3 separate regions of the Mus musculus genome follow, and regions 2 and 3 are each linked to region 1. A link is a loop called in an ENCODE intact Hi-C map of the cell type or tissue named here. Cell type or tissue: heart. All regions are shown on one strand.

Region 1 (2,500 bases):
GTATAATCGACATGTCACAAAAAAAGTGACATGCCTTTCCCCTGAACTCTTAAGCCGGGGTGGGGGTGGCGCAAGTCTAGTCCCAGCACTCAGTAGGCAGAGGCAGGAGGATCTCTTGTTGAGTTCAAGGCCAGCCTGGTCTACAGAGCAAGTTCCAGAACAGCCAAGGCTACACAGAAAAAAAAAAAAAAAAGAAAGAAAGAAAGAGAAAAGGAAGGAAGGAGGAAGGAAGGAAGGAAGCAAGCAAGCAAGCTGTCTTGAAAATCCAAAATAATAATGATGATAAAATGCTGATCTACATCTTTTTTCACTGTTTTGAATTCCAGACTCAATAGATGGTCAATTCTAGTTTCGTTTTGTTTTTTTGTTTCTTTTTTTAAAAAAGGAAAGCAACGAAGCTCTTCAACGACCCGCTAAGTTTAACCACCACCTTCCCAAAGGCAAAATCGCGTTTCCAAATTGCTCCAAAAGCGATGAGGGACGGAAAGGAAGAACACACGCAGACGTAAAGAATGGTTAACGTCAACGACAAAAGAATAAACGGGTAACCCGACCAGGACTGGCGTGTGTCCCCATCTCTCAAGGACTCTGGCGCAGTTCTACATCTAAGGCGACCTAGCCTGGAAACGGTCGGAAACAAACTTTGGCGCTGGGCTGCAGACCTGTTTGCTGCCTCTGAAGACACTGCACCGGGAGCCCGGTCACCGGCGGTGGAGACCTGAGGAGCAAGCTTGGAAGGAAACGAGAAGCTGCCGGCCGCGGCTGTGCCCCGAGGCCTCACCTCACCAGTGCTAAGGAAGTGGCAGGCTCGGCCGGTCCAGGTCCCCGTCCCCGTCCCCGTCCCCGCCACCCTGGTCCCGGCTAGGCTTCGGGCGGCCTTCTAGAACCGGGCTTCCGGCAGCTCCGCGATCGGGCAGAGAAGCGAGGATTCCCGGGCAGGCCGGACCCAGCCGCGGCGCCGCCCTGAAGCAACACCGGACCTATAGTCCCGCCACCACCCCACGGCTCCCTACCCAGAGCGGCCAACTCGCGGTCCACAGCGTAGTACGAACTTCCCGCCGCTTCCCTAGACTCGCGACCTACCCACGGCGCCGTCCCCTCCACACCCCGTAGTACAGAGCCTTCCCGTTGGCTGCGAACGGCGGGGGAGGCGGGGAAAGAGGAAGACCGCGCTTCCCTGTCACCTCTCCGGACATGCCGGGAATTGTGGTCCTTACGCTTGCTCCATGCTGGGAATTGTAGTCTTTGAACCTCCAAGAGGCGAGATGGGGGCGTGTTCCTCTGAGCACAAGGGCTTCTGGGAAGTGTGGTTTGCAGCCCGCTTGCTGTTTTACATGTTACTGTGGCTCTCAAAGCCTTAAGAACCGAAATAAATATAACCAGTACTCACTGTTGCTTGATTTATTAAACGGTTAGACAAAGAGACTCATTTCAAATATCCGAAGCGCGTCTCGGTGTTTACTTAACCCACCGCAGTATTTGAGCTACTTTTGTCAAACATCAGTTTTCTTTGTTTCACCATCTCCTTCCTAGAGGTTGGAAGAATGAGCTTCAAGCTGCACTTTGGATCTGCAGCTTCTGAAGCCCTAGAAAAGGCCTTGGGTTCGGTGCTGTTCTTGTTATTGCTATTGTTTTACCAATTTGATTTTTTTTTTTTAATTTTTGGTTTACTAACAACAGCTGAGTTAAAAATGTGAGCCAACACTCCTAGCCTGTGTTGTTTCTTTTCTTTCTTTTTTTTTTTTTTTTTTGGAGGGGGGGCAGTTTCGAGACAGGGTTTCTCTGTGTAGCCCTGGCTGTTCTGGAACTCACTTTGTAGACCAGACTAGCCTTGAACTCAGAAATGCGCCTGCCTCTGCCTCCAAAGTTCAGGGATTAAAGGCGTGCGCCACCACACTCGGCTTGCCTGTGTTGTTTCTTAAGGTGGATCTTAAAACACTGTATGAGCTTTAGTCCCTACGAAATCTGAGTTGTTGCCCAGTGTGCAGTTCAGCATTGATCTTCATATCTTGAATTCACCGTCCCAGGTACCCACACCTGCTCCAATTTCTTTCCTATTTTGCCGTCTGCCCCATAGAGCAGATCCACAAAACAGCTGTACTGCATGCCCACTGCTCCCAGACTTCTGCTGAGTTTGATCCATGATGGAGCCTGAGAATGGAAGAAAAAAAGGAAAGTCACCTAACGACGATCACACACACATACACGAACAGCTAAGTCCCTTAGCTAAGGGTCACTTCAGCTGGGCTTTCCACAAGTCTGCAATGAGAACATGCCATGATGATTGTGTTGTTAGGACTAGAGCTAGTAACACACTGGCTGCCCCCGAGTCACAGGTTACTGTTTCATCCTGTGTGGCTCAGACCCCACACCTCTCTAAACAGCCTCCTGGAACATAAACCCTCCTCAACAAATCCTCTCACGGCATCTGCTTTCTGTACACACGCCGATGGAAACGCAGGCACAAGGTGAGCTCTCGATGACTATTTGTCAGCAGAGA
Region 2 (2,500 bases), 46 kb before region 1:
ACAAACAAACAAAAAAACAGAGTAATGCTATGGGCATAGCTGGTTGTTGTGACTAGCATACAACACTGGGACAAGTGGCTTCCGTCTGACGGCCACGCATGCACCTGGTTCTGTCACAACGCATGAACGCATGTGCATGTGAACACAAAGATGGACACAGCCTGAGAGAGTAACCCCATCCACAGAGCAGGTCAGAAAGGCAGGAGAGCCGCACACGGCTGCCGTGTGGACAGAAGCTGCTCCCATCAGTCACGTGTAAACCAACAGCAGTTGGTTTCTAATAGTGCTCTGCAAGCCCTTCCTACTCCAGCTAAAGTAAAGGGAGCTTTACCGCTCGCTCAGGCTCTTGGCTGTGCTCAGGGAAACAGCTTGAATGAGATGGTTGAGGATGCCCACCTCACAGAGCGTCCTAGCACAGCAGCTTGCTCCCGGTGCCCTACACTGATTCCTGAGGCTCACCAGAGCCTATAGAGCAAAAGCAAACACCCTGTGCAGAAAAGGAAGGAATCAAAAGAAGGAAACCGTATGCAAAGCCAAAAAGCAGAGAATGTTGACAGATCACTTCCCTGAGCCAAGCACTCAAAACCTCCTTCTTACACAAGATCAAGAGGCGACACTAAGCAGCCTTTATTGTCACTGACAACTGAACTGACCCCACATTAAAGACCAAGTTCTCCAAATAACAGACACTTATGTCAGATGGAGTTTTTGAACACAAGAAGTAATGAAGGTGACAAAGTGGACCAGCAGATCTAACTCGCTGGTGTACTTTATAGTTTAAGCTTCACCCCAAACAGCTATTTGAAATGCATGTTGTAGCAAGCACTTCCAAATATTATGTAGAGCAAAACAGCCAACTTGATAAAGTGCCAGCAAACTGCAACAAAAATACAGAATGGCAACTGGATACAAGTGTCTGGAGAAAGGGCATTGTTAGCTTATCTACTTCGGAGCTTGTGGGGTTCAGCCCAGAGTGCCCCACTTGCTCCCAAGCAGCACAAGTTACAACAGTAAAAGCTGCAGTTCTAAGGACCTGGTCAGGGTTCTTGTGACTCAGGAGCAGGTTGGAGGCCTTGATGTCCCCGTGCACGTACTCATGCTCATGGATGTACTCCAGGATATCCAGCTACAGAGAACACACAGTGAGTTAGTGCAGTACCTAACATGGCCAGCAGAGGGCTGAGCTTCAGCGGAAACCAGCCCTTACTGTATTCACAAGGAGCATAGCTCACATACAATTCTTAAGCTTAGCTGCAATACAGTTTTCCGAGAAAACCTTTTGGCATTTGCTTCATATATTTTCTGAAGGTCACTCCCAAAGCGGTCCATTATCATAAACCTGTAACTGAAGACAAACAAGGAATGTCAGTGAGGGAATAACTGGGAACATGTCCTTGCAATGACTATTCCCCTTCAGTTAGGTCAAGTTAATGCTAACTAAGGCAGTACTATAGATTATAAACGAGGAGGAAAGGGGCGCAAACCCATACCATGAAGAATCTCTCTCAACTACATAGAAATCTCGAGAATTCAGAACGTTTCGTCATCCTGCCCTGGACTGAGCTCGTTTATAGGAGACAGCATTCGAATTACGACAGTGCCCAGCCAGAATCCAACACTCATCTACAATGGAACACAGCCACCTGGCTTCTCACAGCTAACTGCTGTTTTTAGACAATTGCTTCTTTCTCCTGACTGCACCTCCATTTTTAAGGTACATTTCAACAATATTCTGTTAAATCTAGGCTGTCAAGAGATGGCTTACAAACTACATTCAGTAAAACTGACCAAATGGTATTAAGCAATTACGTGTAAAACATTCAATGGTCAGATCTGCAAAAGGAATACCCTACAAAAATGAAGATTTTTGTTTGTTTGTTTTGCCAGCCCCCTCCCATGTCAGCTGGACCAGGTGACATTACTTCCTGGGGCCGTAATTTTTGGAGAAATGGATAGAGGAGGCAGGTCTCATCCTTCCCAGGGTCTCAAACTCTAGGAGGGCAGAGATGCGCTGGAGTCCTGCGAGGACACTGCCCAGCTCCTCTGAGCATCACCGTCACCTTCAACAGCTGTCCAAATCCTAATCCGTCTATGTAAATCGCTGACATAGACACAGGACAAACCCTGCCATGGAATGCTCATGACACAGCAGTCAGGCTCATGATGGTAAACTACAGGAGCTTCCAAGGAAGGAGCAGCCAGCTAAATGAAAAGACAGTGTGGTAATGGAAAGCCTAGGGCCCTGTTCATTAGAGAGTCTGTCTATGTATCTTTTAATGTCTTAGCACATAAAGTCTATGTCACAGTCACACTATCAAGTAGAAGCAAAATATATTCATGTGTGTTAAGATTCCTGCTACCCTGACCTGTGCAGCCATGTGTCCTCCCAATATCCTGAGTATGGCAAGTTGGGCAAAGCTGAGAGAAGAGTAGGGTGCACACTTTTGTTAACCTGTGTAATCAGTACAATACTCTGAATAACAAATAACCTTTGCCAACA
Region 3 (2,500 bases), 330 kb after region 1:
TGGTGCAAGCCTGACATTTCAGCATTTGGGAGACCCTAATTTCTAGGGCAGTCTGGGCCACATAAGTTCAAAGTCAACCTCAACTACCTACCCAGTGAGAGACTGTCTCAAAACCCAATCCAACTAAACCAAAAGAACCCATTTTGAGGATGCCCCATTCACGGGCCAGAATTCCTTAATTCGGTCTCCTCAATCCAGGACTCGGTTTAGGTTCCTTCCCGGCACACGTCATTTCATTTGCCTCAATTTTCGAGTTTATGATATTAATCTGCTCACACCTGGCTGAGGTGGCAATGTAGGCTCAGAGAGGGTAGCATAGGTTCAAGGTGGCCCAGTGTCAAGTGTCAGGAATCTAACCCAGGACAGCAGACTTCCGGGCCTTTAGGGGCTGCCCTCCTAAGGAGCCAGCTGCGCCTCTTCACAGACTGTCTCCCTAAAAGATAAAAATCGGGCTGCGCAGAGCCTGCGGAGAGCACAAAGTCTTCCAGGAGGCAGCAGCCCCTCAGCGGGTCGGGAAGCGCCAGGATTTAACAGAGGAAACCGTACTGCCCGCAATCGCCCCGATCCCAAGTTTCCTGGTCGTCGGCGTGGCGCTCTGCAAACGGCAAACTACTAGATGCTTTGCAAACAAAGCCGGCAAGGGGGTGGGGGGGGGGGCAACCTGATGACAATAGGCATCGGTCAGAACCCGGACAGAAACGCCGGGTCTCCAGTCCTCGCCCTGCATCCCCGCATCACTTCCCGCAGGACAGCCCAGGCCGGACCCGCCCCCAGACCTCCGTCAGCCCTAGTCCGGGCGTCCGCCGGCGCCCACCACCCGGCCGCGACTGCAAGGTGAGGCTCCACGGGCCGCAGCCAGCCCGCCCACTCACCTGCGAGCGCCCATGTTCTTATCCTTCCTCGTCCGGAGACTGCTGGGGCCAGGATCGCGGCGCCGGCACCACCCCCGCCCCCGCAGTTGCCCCGCCCATTCACCACCGGAAATGCTCCGGCCCGGACTCTTTTTTTCCTGCCTTTCCAGCCCCGCAATATGGCGTCACTTCCGCTTGTGCCCGTTGCTCGAGTACGTGCCGGGAGTCTGGGTCTCGCGAACGCGCCAGGAGCGTGTCTCAGGCGGGAGCGCGCCCAGTAGATGACAACAAATTAGTCGCGCCGCGTCGGAGTCTTGTCTCGCCTCAGCCGCCAGCCCTCTCTGTCTGTCCCTCTGTCTCCCTACCGACGGAGCGCTTCGGAAGCTCCCGGCTTGGGGCGCCCGGTTCTGCTCAGCGCCCAGTCCCCGCCGGGCCTAGTGCGAGCGTCGCGACGCGGGCCATGGGGTTGCCCTGAGGGACGGCGGCGCCGAACCGACATGCAGCGGCCACCGCGAACCTAGATCCCCACCGCGGCTTGGGGACGCCGCCGGGCCGACCCTGAGGCGCTGCCGCTGCCTGGAGCCCAGGTCGGATCCCCCGAGTCGCCGCCGCGTGCAGCCCCGGCTCCCTCGAGCCGCCAGCCCTCACCATGCCTTGGCCATTTTCAGAATCCATCAAGAAGAGGGCCTGTCGCTACCTCCTACAGAGGTACCTGGGCCACTTCCTGCAGGAGAAGCTGAGCCTGGAGCAGCTGAGCCTGGATCTGTACCAGGGCACCGGGTCCCTTGCCCAGGTCCCCTTGGACAAATGGGTAAGCTGCTGTCAGCCAGCAGGGGTAGGAACTGGCTCTCCCCAGGGCGAGACCTGAGCGACTGTCATCCAGCATCGGGCACGTTCGGTTCTCCTTTGGGAATTGTTTAGATTCAAGTGTGGCCCGGCTCAGGGAAGTGTGTAAAGTGTAGCAAGTTTGCGCTCCTAGATCACGTGCTCCGGCTTAAACGGTGTAATGGAGGCACACACGGGGCGAAACAATCGAGTCATTGGTTGGGGGGGGGGGGGGGCGCTTGTGAGGCAGGCCCAGGAAAGTACGTGGCCACCCTTGCCTCTTGGGCTGCGAGTGTCTGCGGTGTTCCTAGGCAAACAAACCCTATTTCTGTGGATGACGTTAAGAAAAATTAAAGATGAAGAGGAGGTGACAGAAATCCCCAGTTATTTATTTTGGTCTGGATGCTGGTATATTTGCGTTTGCTGGGTTGGTTGTCTTCATTCACTGAAAGAAAGTTAGGCGAAGGCCCCTCTTGCCAGTTTGCCTGCTCTGCTTGCGTGAGGTTGTGAATGGCCCCAGTAGTGCTGTTTAGATTTGCCCTTTTGCTTCACGTGATAGATCGACAGGTCGTAAACGCAAATGTTGCAAAAGCTCGGGAGCCGAAGCCGCAGCGTCAGCCTTTTTTTAAAGAACCTGTTTCCTCCTAGAGGCTGTGAGTTGACTTCACCTGAACTTTGAGTATATTCAGTTCGCCAGAAGCAGTTGTATTTGCATCAGTGGGCTAAAATGCCTACTATTTTACTTAAGGCCTTGGGTTTGTCGAGTCTACTCTTTTTTCGAAAAGCTTAAATTATGGAAATTCCTTGACAACTTGTATTAAGAG

The links. Peaks named below come from ENCODE experiments on the same cell type or tissue, not always from the same donor. Only the 100,000 strongest peaks of a DNase experiment are listed, where the experiment ranks them.
Region 2: a loop joins it to region 1, with 2.5 times the contacts of the local background. A loop is called at or near these places in 9 of 42 quality-filtered maps.
Region 3: it touches region 1 in a loop (4-fold over the local background); 6 of 42 quality-filtered maps call a loop at or near these places.

What each region holds. Positions count from the first base shown.
Region 1 is chr12:106,008,872-106,011,371 of GRCm38, reverse strand. It overlaps Vrk1 (vaccinia related kinase 1), which reads right to left and starts at 1,109. Exons shown (of 14, transcript NM_001029843.2): 1 at 1,014-1,109. In heart, no CTCF peak of the experiment used is centred here; a DNase peak (open chromatin) is centred at 1,161; H3K4me3 peaks cover 1,636 bases; H3K27ac peaks cover 1,277 bases.
Region 2 is chr12:106,054,647-106,057,146 of GRCm38, reverse strand. Vrk1 (vaccinia related kinase 1) reads right to left here. Exons shown (of 14, transcript NM_001029843.2): 6 at 1,237-1,345; 7 at 1,034-1,126. Among named protein-coding and RNA genes, the nearest start is that of Gm32723, 39 kb to the left of the region's middle. In heart, a CTCF peak has its summit at 1,161 (motif pointing right); a DNase peak (open chromatin) is centred at 1,126.
Region 3 is chr12:105,683,831-105,686,330 of GRCm38, reverse strand. It overlaps Atg2b (autophagy related 2B), which reads left to right and starts at 1,090. Exons shown (of 42, transcript NM_029654.4): 1 at 1,090-1,662. The coding sequence starts at 1,501. Gskip (GSK3B interacting protein) reads right to left here and starts at 979. Exons shown (of 3, transcript NM_178613.3): 1 at 873-979. The coding sequence starts at 886. In heart, no CTCF peak of the experiment used is centred here; DNase peaks (open chromatin) are centred at 1,040 and 1,590; H3K4me3 peaks cover 2,500 bases; H3K27ac peaks cover 2,263 bases.